Regions from separate parts of the Homo sapiens genome. Here region 2 is linked to region 1. A link is a contact called in ENCODE Hi-C or POLR2A ChIA-PET data. All regions are on one chromosome and are shown on one strand. The core of a region is the stretch at or near the end of the contact, and the rest is flanking DNA. Distances in the headings are between cores, read along the strand shown. Region 1 overlaps MED13L (mediator complex subunit 13L). Region 2 overlaps MED13L (mediator complex subunit 13L).

Evidence for each region. A loop is a pair of places that touch in the nucleus more often than their neighbours do. ChIA-PET counts read pairs that join two places held with the same protein, here RNA polymerase II (POLR2A). Pooled maps may share reads with other maps.
Region 2: a pooled map shows a loop between it and region 1 (4-fold over the local background). The contact joins two enhancer-like sites. A Hi-C loop is called at or near these places in 4 of 168 maps with a recorded cell type or tissue (CD14-positive monocyte, MCF 10A, naive thymus-derived CD4-positive, alpha-beta T cell and 1 more), 3 of 37 single-sample maps with no recorded cell type and 10 of 50 pooled maps. POLR2A ChIA-PET finds 5 or more read pairs at or near these places in 3 of 52 experiments (GM12878, Panc1 and activated naive CD4-positive, alpha-beta T cell).

What each region holds. Positions count from the first base shown.
Region 1 is chr12:116,056,554-116,063,140 of GRCh38, reverse strand. All of the region lies in intron 4 of MED13L (mediator complex subunit 13L), which reads left to right. Among named protein-coding and RNA genes, the nearest start is that of MIR620, 89 kb to the left of the region's middle. Within about 2 kb of position 2,265, at least 7 of the 41 ENCODE cell types and tissues checked have a DNase peak (open chromatin) inside an H3K27ac peak, as active enhancers do; they include CD14-positive monocyte, where a contact is called at or near this core.
Region 2 is chr12:116,141,748-116,148,178 of GRCh38, reverse strand. All of the region lies in intron 2 of MED13L (mediator complex subunit 13L), which reads left to right. Among named protein-coding and RNA genes, the nearest start is that of MIR620, 3.7 kb to the left of the region's middle. RefSeq lists a cis regulatory region at 5,693 and an enhancer at 5,621-5,765. Within about 2 kb of position 4,623, at least 6 of the 41 ENCODE cell types and tissues checked have a DNase peak (open chromatin) inside an H3K27ac peak, as active enhancers do; they include CD14-positive monocyte, where a contact is called at or near this core.

The DNA.
Region 1 (6,587 bases), core at 1,016-3,515:
GGAAAGAAGACAGAAATGCCCTAAATTGGATATCAAATAGCCAGCTGCTGTGCTAAGGGCCTGGGTGGGCATTGCAGAGTAAGATTGTTTTGGGCTGCGTTGAGCCTCCAAGAATGATCTACAACTTATTTTGAGAAATAAAGTAGACAAAAAGGAGGAAGAGCCAGTATTTTGGAAGAAAGCAGCAAAGACACAAAAGCATCTCCACTTGGGTACAGGACATCTTGTACTTTACAGATTTGATTGGCATAGAGAAAGCAGCTTTCAGCCAGGGTCTGAAGACCTCTGGGACTCCATGTTGTGTGCTGGTCTGTGAGGCCATCTCAGTGAAAAAAGCTTTCACTCCAACCTGGGCCACTTTGGTGTTTTCCCCCTCTGTTTTAAAAATATACTGAGGCCGGGTGAGTTGGTCGGATCACAGGGTCAAGAGATCGAGACCATCCTGGCCAATATGGGGAAACCCTGTCTCTACTAAAAATACAAAAATTAGCTTGGTGTGGTGGCGCATGCCTATAGTGCCAGCTACTCAGGAGGATGAGACAGGAGAATCACTTGAACCCGGGAGGTGGAGGTTGCAGTGAGCCAAGATCGCGCCACTGCACACCAGCCTGGCAACAGAGTGAGTCTCCATCTCAAAAAAAAAAAAAAAAAACACAGAGAGAGAGAGAGAGACACTATTCTATTCATTTCCTATGAAGGTAATATTGTTCAATAGAAAACCAATAGAGGGAGGTTGAGGTGGGCAGATTGCTTGAGCTCAGGTGTTCGAGACAAGCCTGGCCAACATGGTGAAACACTGTCTCTACCAAAAATACAAAATATTAGCTGGTCTTGGTGATTCATGCCTATGGTCCCAGCTACTCTGTAGGTTGAGGTGGAAGGATCACTTGAGCCTGGGAGGTGGAGGTTGCAGTGAGCTGAGATTGCTCCACTGCACTCCAGCCTGGGTGTCAGAGCAAAATCCCATCTCAAAAAAACAAAAAACTGCACTACAGGCATGCACCACCATACCCAGAAAAAAGAAAATCAATAGAAGAGAATTGATTCAAGGTATTAATGTTAGCATGTGACTGTAATAGTTCATAATTTGGATTTCGGATAGAATTTTCCTTCCTTTTTTTTTTTTTTTTTTCGATGTGGAGTCTTGCTCTGTCTCCCAGGCTGGAGTGCAGCGGTGTGATCTCGGCTCACTGCAAGCTCTGCCTCCCGGGTTCACGCCATTCTCCTGCCTCAGCCTCCTGAGTAGCTGGGACTACAGGTGCCCGCCACCATGCCTGGCTAATTTTTTGTATTTTTAAGTAGAGATGTGGTTTCACTGTGTTAGCCAGGATGGTCTCGATCTCCTGACCTCATGATCAGCCTGCCTCGGCCTCCCAAAGTGCTGAGATTACAGGCGTGAGCCACTACGCCTGGCCTTGAATTTTCCTTTCTGATATGTTTTGTAACATGCTTATTTGAACTGTAAAATTTAAAATCTATTCCCAAACTCACATTAGGTAATTTGGGATGCGCATTGATGAAGGGATGATTTCATTCTGATTTGTGGTGGAGACTGTACTTAATTTTAGTAACTATCATGTCCTGAAGGTTATCACTTATTTTATCTTATTTTATGTTTATATATCTATGAGGTAGGCATTATTATCTTACTTTGTAGCATTGAAAACTGAAATACCGAGAAGTTAATTGACTTAAGGCAGCTTATAATAGGTAAGATGTAAACTCAGTTCTGCCTAATTGTATAACCCTCTGACATTGCCTTTCCTAGTGTTGAGAAATTGAGAATTTATTGTATACCTTAAAAATAAAAGATACATATTATTTGTAACTACTCTATATTTAAAAATAAAAATGCATCTGGATTTAAATACAACAATTTTATAATATGGAATTAAAAAAAACAGTTAATGTTTAGCTGTGAAAATAAACGAGTCTCATGACTTAAAAAAGAAAGTTAAATCTTGTCCTCTACCCACCCAGTTGCTTTAAAATAACTTAGAATGTTCTCAGTTAAAGATGAGAAAAGTAATCTATAGTCTTACTAAGTTAGTTTCCTGAGACCTCATATAGAAGCATTTAACTTAATGATCAGCTTGTTTATTGGCATGAGTGGAGTCTCAGAGATGGGAGGAGAAGAAGGCAGGAGATAGAAAATAAAAGAAGACACATATGCCCACATGCCATCATCTTGAGCTTTCAGTTTCTCATTTTAAAGATGATGCCATGTATGTGTCATAACTTCCTTCTCATCTCATTGCTTTCACTTCCATTTATCTTTAGTGAATTAATTTAGCAAAAGTCAAAGCTCCGTAAAGCAAGTATCTCGTGTGTGTGTGTGCTTAAGATAATAGTTGAACCTAAAATTTCCTTCCACAATACAGTCTAACAATTGGCATACATACTGTTGCTCTTAACATCTGAGACCTTAAAATATTTCTCCAATTTTTAATACTGTTTTTAACCCAAAGTAGTACTTTCAGTTAATTGTAATGTGAAAAAAGTGTACAGAATCATTGTCTTTATATTGTCTTTTGCAAATTTTTAGTTTTTTTTTTTTTTTTCCCTTGGAGTCTTGCTCTGTCGCCCAGGCTGGAGAGTTCAGTGGCATGATCTCGGCTCACTACAACCTCCACCTCCTGGGTTCAAGCAATATTCCTGCCTCAGCCTCCCGAGTAGCTGGGACTACAGGCACCCGCCACAGTGCCCGGCTAATTTTTTGTATGTTAATAGAGACGGGGTTTTACCGTGTTGCCCAGGCTGGTCTCAAACTCCTGACCTCAAGTGATCTGCCTGCCTCAGCCTCCCAAAGTGATAGTATTACCGGCGTGAGTTACCACGCCCGGCCTGTTTTTGTGAATTTTTCAAAATTAACTTTTTTTTTTTAATTTGAGGCTTATTAGAAATGTGTCTAATTCGAATAGAGTGGCAACTACTTGAGACAGTTTTAATGATCCAGAGAATGCTCCAGGCCCACAGAATGATGAGAGTGTCCTGGGCAGTGTTTTGTGATCCCTCCAGGAGCAATCTTGCGCTTAGTTTGCATTCCTCTCACAGTGTACACAGTCCAGCAGTGAAACTGCATACTGCACCTCTAGTATTAGAGGGTTTTTTTGCCCTGCAGTGTAGAAAAGACAAAGATTTTCCAAGCGTTTTCTTTAAGGGGTTCTATATCACAGTGATTTGTTTTGTTTCTTGTATATTTCAGTTTGTATTATGTAAAAAGTAATAGTGTATACATCAGATTTAAATAATAATTTAAAGCCTTTTTCTCCGTGCCTCCTTTATGTTTTTTACTCTTAATCCATTTTTCTTTTCCATCATTCTTCAAATATTAATTAAATTTAATAATTTATCTAAAAGCATATGTATTTAAAAATATATTTAAAAGCATAAAATACTTTTACAGTGTAAAAGAATTATGTAGGGTGGGTGTGGTGGCTCACACCTGTAATCCCAACACTTCAGGAGGCTGAGGCAGGCGGATCACCTGAGGTCAGGAGTTCGAGACCAGCCTGGCCAGCCTGGTGAAACCCCGTCTCTATTAAAAACACAAAAATTAGCTGGGCATGGTGGCGGGCGTCTGTAATCCCAGCTACTTGGGAGACTGACTCAGGAGAATTGCTTGAACCCGGGAGGCGGAGGTTGCAGTGAGCCAAGATCACACCCACTGCACTCCTGCCAAGGTGGTAAGAGGGAAACTCCTCACCAAAAAAAAAAAAAAAAGTACGGTATAATTTTTTACTGGAGGGTTATTGACAGTGAAATCAAGCTTGTTTAAGCAGGCCAGGCATGGTGGCTCATGCCTGTAATCTCAAAACTTTGGGAGGCCTAGGCAGGAGGATGGCTTGAGCCCAGGAGTTCAAGACCAGCCTGAGCAACACAATGAGACCCCATCTCTACAAACAATTAGCTGGGTGGGTTGGCACATGCCTGTAGTCCCAACCACTTGGGAGGCTCAGGTGGGAGGATTGCTTGAGTCTGGGAAGTTGAGGCTGCAGTGAGCCATGATCGCGTGACTGCACGCCATCCTGGGTGACAGAGCGAGACCCTGTCTTAACAAAAAAAAGAAAAATGTGTTTAAGCAGACTTGATGTACAGATGTAAACTTTCATTCCATTAAATCTATTACATATCAATGTATAAATGGAAACCTTTTTTTATGTGTTTTTCTTAAGCACAGTATCTTATTGCTTTATTAGTAAAGTGTACATATACTTGTACCATATTTTGACCTCTAATTAACATATTCATATTTTACATATATAGTCGTGAGTCAGTCTGCAAAAAGGCATGAAACACTAATGTTTTAGAATACTACTTGAGTGGGGTTGGAGAATATGATAATGTAATGCTAAATATAGAAGTCCATAAACCACCGTCTACTCTACTATGCTGTTGTTGTTTTACAGTTGGCTAGACTATTTTTAATTCAGCTTTCCCCATTGACTGGTATTCTCTTTCTGGGAACACTTATTAAGATTAGCAACTTATCTCTGCAAGAAAGGTCTCTTATTGCATCTTTTGATGATCTTCAAAAACGTATTGTGGGAGGTCATATAAATGGTTAAGGTCATAGATTTGTTTATTTTCCATTATGGATAAAGATAGAGATTACAAAATGATAGGTTTTATTGCCAGTTTATGCTATAGTGTAAGCTATTTTTTACTTAGGATCTCAACATTTATTTTAATTTATGTATGTATACAGACTCATCAGTACAGTAATTACAAAGGCACCTTCAGAATATATGGGGAAAACAGTATTTTTGAGTTTTTGAAGTTGAATATTGCTTAGGTTGAAATAAACACATGGAAGCATATTGTTTGTGTCCTTCTTTACTACATAAAGTAGGAAATCACATGAGCTTAGAAGGATGTGTGCCTTAAAAGGAATGGCAAACCTTATCCTGATTTTCAGTCTGATGCATTTCATTTAGAACTTTTAAACAGTAAATCATGGTCACTTTTCACTGTAAGTTTGCTAGCAGATTCCTTTTCTTCCTCAGGAAGAAAGTATGTTTGATGTCTTTTGATTGTCTATAGTTGAATCCTTCCAGTAATTTAAAAGATTTAAAGAGTTTTCTGTTATACATCTTGCCAGAAATAAGTAAATGAATTTTTCGTGATTTAATCCTTGACTAAATGATAAAGCTGTCTCAGTACATAACACGTTGGATCCTAAAATTTTAAATGAAATAATGTATTTTGAACCACCTGAATTCTATTTATAAACTAACTAGATAGCTCAATGATTTAAAATAAGACTTTATTTTGTAAGCACCAGAAATAAAAAAAATAGTAATAATCCTAAGTCTCTTTACCAAATTTAGGCATTTTGAATACCAAGTTTTTGAATATCTGAGCACATTTTTTGACCTCTGAGAATCAACTTTAGTAAGTGAAGGAAACCATCAAATTTTGCCAGATGGAAGTAATGGTATGGAAATAGACTTTAGGGCTGTCTATCTCCATGTCTAAACTGTTTCAGAGACCATAATAATGACCATTAGTCTAAGTTTGGGGTAGATTAAGATTATCTAGTAGGCGATGAGTCACAGCATCTCATAAACAAAACATTACGTCTTTATTTATTAGACCATTGCCTAGAAAGTTCTCTCTGGAACCTGAGTGCTGATGACAGAATATTCTGCCATCAGTCAGTCAGAGGGTACCCAACTGTGGATATCATATGGATACTGAACCACCCATAATGCAGCTAATTAGTTCTACCCCTGAAGAAAATAACTAATACGCTAGATAGAGTTTTGCAGTTTGGTTGCTGGAAATTTGGTATTTTCGCTCTGGCTTACTGCTGATCTTTTTGTTATCCTTTTTGTACCTTTTCATGTGGAATGTGCTTCTGCTGTTCCAGGAGGATTATTAATTGCAGTTTCTTTGGGACTCCTGTCTGCCTCACAGGACTTTATTTTATGGGCTTGTGTTCGAGCTACTTGGAATACTCTACTACAATTATTCCTTCAGGTGTTAGCCAACTTCATTTTCTGTTAAATGACTCTACTAGCTTTCTTCAGGGATTCGGCTTCTGATTTAACCTTGTCTGACGCAGTGATACATTTAAATCTTATGAGAGAAAGAGACCATTTTTATTCTTTTACCAGAATGATTTAGGATCTTATGTCAGTTTGGAGAAAATACAATAACCAAGTATGTGTTAAGTAACTGAAGTATATTCTGTATTTTAGTAAATCTTTTGAGGTAGACAAAGAGGTCTGTTAAGTTTTAAGGAAAGAAACAAAGATCACAAACCACAGCAAAATTTATCTTTTATCTCTAGTAATTCATTTCTCTCTAGGATCATTAAGAGCAATTTGAATTAGAGCACAAGATAGTAATTTCTATCCTATAATTGTGCAATCATTTAAGAGTAGATAAAAATTAATTTCTTAAAGAATCTTGGAGAATATTATCTGATGATGATTCTTTATTCACCTGATTACTTCTTGGAGAATTAAGAGAAAACAAGTGAAGGTAGATGGTGAGTTTATCACCAGCAGTAGTTGGAACTAATTCTAGTACTTAATCATGTCTTAACTAAGGTCCTACAAATGTAGACAGCTATTATGAAT
Region 2 (6,431 bases), core at 3,374-5,873, 83 kb before region 1:
ATATGTGTATGTTTATATACATGAATGAATGGAAATGAATGACTTTAATACCAAATCAGTCCTAGCTGCTTGAACCCCCGCCCCCCTCCACTCCCGCCCCCCTCTTTTTTTTTTTTTTTTTTTTTTTGAGATGGGGTCTTGCTCTGTAGCCCAAGCTGGAGTGCAGTGGCATGATTTTGGCTCACTGCAACCTCCTGCCTCCCGGGCCAGGAGAAGTGATTCTCCTGCCTAAGCCTCCCAAGTAGCTGGGATTACAGGTGCACGCCACCAAGCCCGGCTAATTTTTTTGTTAAAAAAACCTCATCTTTTAACAGTATATATGATAATTACATGTTACTCAATAATATTATGGGTAGTTTTTTAAATTAGCTTTTTTTAGAATTATGAAATTAGCACATGTTCACTGTATATTTGAACAATATAAGGATGAATGTTGTAAAAAGTGTAAATACCCAACCGTTCTTCTTGTAAGGTAGAAAAATTACAGTTTGGTATATTACAGATAGGTTCTTTGAAAGCCTGGAAAGAAATCTTTAGCATATCGTGCTGTCAAGATGTCTTTAGCAGAGTCGTTAATACAAGATGACCTTTAGGTTGCTTATAAGTTAAAGACTGCTCTGTCGCCTGCAGTCATGTTTATATGTATGAACATATTTCACCATACTTTTTACAGAGGTTATATTTGGCAAGGATAACAGTAACAGTAAAACAGTTTTGTTTTACTTTTTGTTGCAGCTGATAAAAATTATGATGTGAAGAGTCTGATACTATAAAACTGTCTGGTTATTTCTGTAAGTTTTAAACTGAAATTTATAGCCATACCATGAAGAATATGAAATTCTTAGATGCAGTATAATGTTGCCAAATTATACAAGTAAAGTCAGGTGTTAATATTTATTTTTTTACTATTTGAAATGATAAATGATATCAGAGTTTTAGGACATGGTATCCCTGTCATTTGTAATAGGAAAAGCTAAGAAGCTTGACTATCTTTTCATAGTTTGACTGCAGTGTACACTGGATTAGCCACTCTTATAAGCACAGTTTGCATAATAAATGTTTGTTGAATATTGGTTAAATGGATATGTGTTATCTTCTCTGAGGCAATGGGCCCTGGACTATATTTATTATTCCTATATCTCAGTAGTACCTTCTTAGGCATAGTAGGGCCACCATAAATATTTGAGTAGTTGTTTTTGTTTTACTAGATAAATATTTGGTAGTTTTTTGTGTATACTTAAACTCTTCATGATGAGTTGAGGCTATTTAGAGATTTTTGGTTTTTTACTTTTTTTTTTAATTATTATTTTTGAGACAGAGCCTTGCTCTGTTGCCCAGGCTGGAGTGCAGTGGTGCGATCTTGGCTCACTGCAACTTTCGCCTCCTGGGTTCAAGCAATTTTTGTGCCTCAGCCTCCCAAGAAGCTGGGATTATAGGTGTGGACCACCATGCTCAACTAAGTTTTGTGTTTTTTAGTAGAGATGGGGGTTTCCTCACGTTGGCCAGGCTGGTCTCGAATTCCTGGCCTCAAGCAGTCCCCCCTGCCTTCGTCTCCCAAAGTGCTGGGATTACAAGCGTGAGTCACCATGGTTGGCTATTTAGGGAATTTAATCAAGATTTAAAGCAGGGTGTCCAATCTTTCGGTTTCCCTAGGCCATGCTGAAAGAAGAATTGTCTTGGGCCACATATAACATACACGAACACTAAGGATAACTGATGAGCTTTAAAAAAAAAAAAGGAAAAAACAAAAAACAAACTCAGCTGGGTGCGGTGGCTCACGCCTGTAATCCCAGCACTTTGGGAGGCTGAGGCTGGCAGATCACAAGGTCAGGAGATCGAGACCATCTTGGCCAACATGGTGAAAGCCCATCTCTACTAAAACATAAAAATTAGCTGGGCATGGTGGCACACACCTGTAGTCCCAGCTACTTGGGAGGCTGAGGCAGGAGAATCGCTTGAACCCAGGAGGTGGAGGTTGCAGTGAACCGAGATTGCGCCACTGCATTCCAGCCTGGTGACAGAGCGAGACTCCATCTCAAAAAAACCAACAAAAACAAAAAAATCTCAAAATAGCTCATAATGTTTTAAGAAAGTTTACAAATTTGTGTTGGGCTGCAGTCAAAGCCGTTCTGGGCCTCATGCGGCCCGCGGGCTGTGGGTTCAACAAGCTTGATTTAAAGTCTGTTTGCTAGTGAATTTTAAAAACTTTTTGGGGTCACAAATAGAAAAGAATTTGGTTTATTTGGTTTATTTATTGCAGAGAACCTGGAACATACGATTAAAGCATGCCTCTATGTGTGGGGATTTTTTTTTAAACTTCATGAGGCTTAGACTAAAAATGTGCTTGAGGCCAGGCACAGTGGCTGTCACCTAGATTTAGTTCCAGCGCTTGGGGAGACCAAGGCAGGAGAATTGCTTGAGGCCAGGAGTTCAAGACCAGCCAAGGCTACTTAGCAAGACTCTACAAAAATTTAAAATAAATAAATAAATAAATAAATAAATAAATAAATAAATAAATAGAGTTGAGTGTGGTGCATGTGCCTGTAGTCCTAGCTCCTTGGAGGCTGAGGTGGGAGGATCACTTGCACCCAGGAGTTTGAGGCTGTAGTGAGCTATGATCGCACCACTGCACTCCAGCCTGAATGACAGAGTGAGACCTTGTCTCAAAGAGAAAAGAAAAAAAAGCGCTTGAAGCAACTGCTGAGGAACTGTATGCCATTTATTTTAACAACTGTATAGAAGCAGGAAAGCCTAGAATTTTAGTACTGGAAGGTACTTTTTAGATGAGCTAGGCCAAGCATCCGCCTCCCCTGGGCTCGGTTCCAGAATACCTGTTCTAGGTTGCTTTTCAGCCTGTGATGAGGAAATCTTTGTATGCACACCATGGAGTCCTTTTCTTAAGGATATGTAGTGATGTGCATAGAGATTGAGTATCAGGATTCCTTGTTAAGGATTTCCATCTGCCATTTAGGATTATTATTGGTTTGGTTGACATTGGCATTGCCTTATCAAACAATAGATGGTAGGTGGAAGTTTCGCTACCCTGTTTGGTATGAGGCAGATATTAATTTGTTGTTCTGAAGAAGGTGATGTTGGATAAGCCAGTTTTATTTAAATGGCCATATGAAGAAAATAGGATCATAATGTGAAGTCAGTGTACTGACAACAGAGTATGTGCGTATTTTGTGAGATGCACAGATACACGTAATTACCTTATAAGTGGTATGGGATGAATTAAGTGGAGCAACCATGGGACAGAAACAGTACAAGTGATGCAGTGAAGTGCAACTTGAAGCGGTGTTGTAGCATAAATTTTGATTATTAGATAGCAGATAAGTTAAATTCCTTAGATACGGTAATGTACAGCAGCCAGAGAGAGGTTATTTCATGTTGCTAATTGCATATCAGATTCAGTGCCCAGATGACTTACCTTTTGGGAAAACAAAACCCACTCACTTTTATGGAACATATTCTCTGCCAGAGACACTATTTTAAGCACCTTTACGTGTTATCTCAGTTAATCTTTAAAAATGTTTGCATAAAGTAGTTGGAGTTTCAGAAAATGTACTCTGAATTCATAGTAAAAACTACAGTAGGTCAGCTATTAGTTGTATTAGCCACATTGATTAACCACAAACATGCAGAACTTATATTGAGCATGCTTTGAGCCAAGATTTTATGTTTTGGGGTAAGCTTTTTCTTTAGGGAATTTTTTTGTGAGGAAATAGATTTGGGACAAAGATTCTCAGACCAAACTCAGTTTTGGAATCACCCAGAATTTCAGAAATGGGATCTCAGTTCACTATCAGGGTCGAACTGTTGGGAGCTGGGCCCTTTGGGACAGTGAAGGACAAGAGATGGGGGAAATTTGAGGAGTAGTTGGGCACCACCCTTACTTCTCATCCAAAATTAGGATGTGGACTTTATCGGTGATGGCTGAGTTTCATTTAGTAATGAGGAAAGGTTTTTGTGAAACATTCTTTTAAATGGAATCACATGAGTTAATGGTGTGAGTATTTCAGGGCTGTGAGTTAAGCTGTTGGGGCAGTGAAATAGCAGGAATTTCTCAGCTCAGTCAGAATCCTTTCTTGTGTGCTGTGTATGGAACACAGGGGCAAAGGAAAGGCCAAGCAAAGAGAAACTGCCTGTGTGCCTGTTCTGTGGCTCTGGGTAATCACCTGGCTTCTATTAAGTTCTGTAGTATTGGTGAAATAATTGGGGATTTAAAGGAGGTGAACCAGTGTGTGGTCTCTTTTAGCCAATCCATAACCTTTAAGGTACAAGTTGCTGTGATTTTCTTCTTGGAAATAGTTTTTGTATATTCATTTTTCATGGTTTAGGATCTGTAACTTTAATATCCTGTCTATGAATATGAACAACCTAGTGAGGTCCATCCTTCTCTAGAGATATAAGTAATCTCAATTATTCTTCCTTTCTTGCTTTGCGCTGCAGTTTGTTTTCATAGTGACATGTAGCAAGTAGGATCATTGTTTATATCGGTTAGGCCACAAAAGTCATTTAATGAAAAATTTGATGGAAACATTTTAGAAGGGAGTCCCAGAGAATAACGGAAATGAGTCAGCTCTGAGAGGAAGTATAAATTAATGTGATATCAGCTGCTGTGGACAAGCCGGGAACCTAGCTAATGTACTTAATGTTGTTCCTGTAGCACAACAACTTTCTGGATTCCAAATCGTTGACTTACAATTGAAACTTCAGGACACACCCATTATGAATTGGGATCTAAGTAGACTTTCAAGAAGCAGGAGCATGCTAAATTTCTGTGGCTCTGGTAATCATTCATTCATTCTTTCTTTTTCTCACTTTCCCTCTTTTTTTTTTTTTTTTGAGACAAGGTGTTGCTGTGTCCCCTGGGCTCAAATGATTCACCCCTGCCCTGCCTCGGCCTCCCTGAGTGCTGGGATTACAGGCCTGAGCCACTGTGCCTGGCAGGTGTACTATATTTTGAAAATTTCTTGAGGTCCTTTAGTATCTGTATTTCTTGCCCAAATGTTTATTCTACAGTATGTAAACAGTAAAGAAAATAAACCAAATCTGGGCATTTCATCATCAGTGGTTAGCTACTGATGTAGTTCAGAATTAAGCAGTCAACATCGATTATAGAGTCATTTGGCCGAGAGCAAACCTGTAATTCTTTCTGAAGCCAGCAGACCCTGAGCCCACGAAACTTGTCAGTAGATAAGATAAAACAAAAGTCAGTTTTGAGTTCACCTGTTTGATTTGAATATAAGCAAGAGCTTGGTTGCTTGGAGTTCTAATAATTAACTACACTGTAAGAATAGTTTTAAATTTTAAACGTATAATTCCATCATATTATAATGGTCAATTTAATAAATTTGACTTAACATTGCTTTTAAATTGTGTGTAATGTAAAAGTGTCACTTTATTTTTATGCACACATACATCAATTGTGCATACTTGAACTTAGTAGTAAATAAAGTGAACTTTTTTTTTTACTTTTATTTTTTGGAGACTGGGCCTCACTCTTGTCGTCCAGGCTGGAGTGCTGTGGCGCAATATCGGCCTGCTGCAACCTCTGCCACCCCGGTTCAAGCGATTCTCCTGCCTCAGCCTCCTGAGTAGCTGGGATTACAGGTGTGCACCACTATGCCTGGCTAATTTTTGTATTTTTAGTAGAGATGGGGTTTCACTATGTTGGCCAGGCTGGTCTCGAACTCCTGCCCTCAGGTGAGCCACCTGCTTCGGCCTCCCAGAATGCTAGGATTACAGGTGTGAGCCACTGAGTCTGGCTTTTAATGTCTTTTGTCTTGGATAGGGAACAGCTATAGGACTATTGCTATATGCTTACTTGATAAGAGAAATTAGTTGTTCACAAGTATTTGAGTGCTACTATTTACCAGGCACTGTTTGAAGCTTTGAGAATAAAGTAGTGAAGAAAACAGACTAAAATCTTGGTTCCTGTGGATTTTTAGCTCTGGTAGAGAAGATAGTAAAGAAGTAAACACATAAAATATACCAGATGCTGATTAGTGACATGGAGAAAAATGAAGCAGTGAAGGAGGATGGTTGCTATTTTAAGTAGGGTAGTCAGAGAAAGTCTGATTGGGTGGCATATGAGGTGAGACCTAAAAGAGGTGTGGGGATGGATATCTGTCAGAAGAGCATTTCAGGGAGAGAGAACAGTAAATACAAAGGTCATCGGGTAGAGTATAATTGGTCTGATGAAGGACCAGTATGGCTCAAGTGGTGTGGGCAAGGGGAAGAGCAGTGGGCGTGAAGCTGGGGTAGGGTGTGGGGGACAATTTATGAAGGATGCTAAAGACCAGAGTGGAACCTTTCTCAGAGTTGAGAAGCCATTGAAGGGTTCTGAGCAGACCCAGTTAGCTCATGAGTGAGCTAACTTAACCATTTTAAGGGATTCCTCTAGCTACCACATGGAGAAGACACTG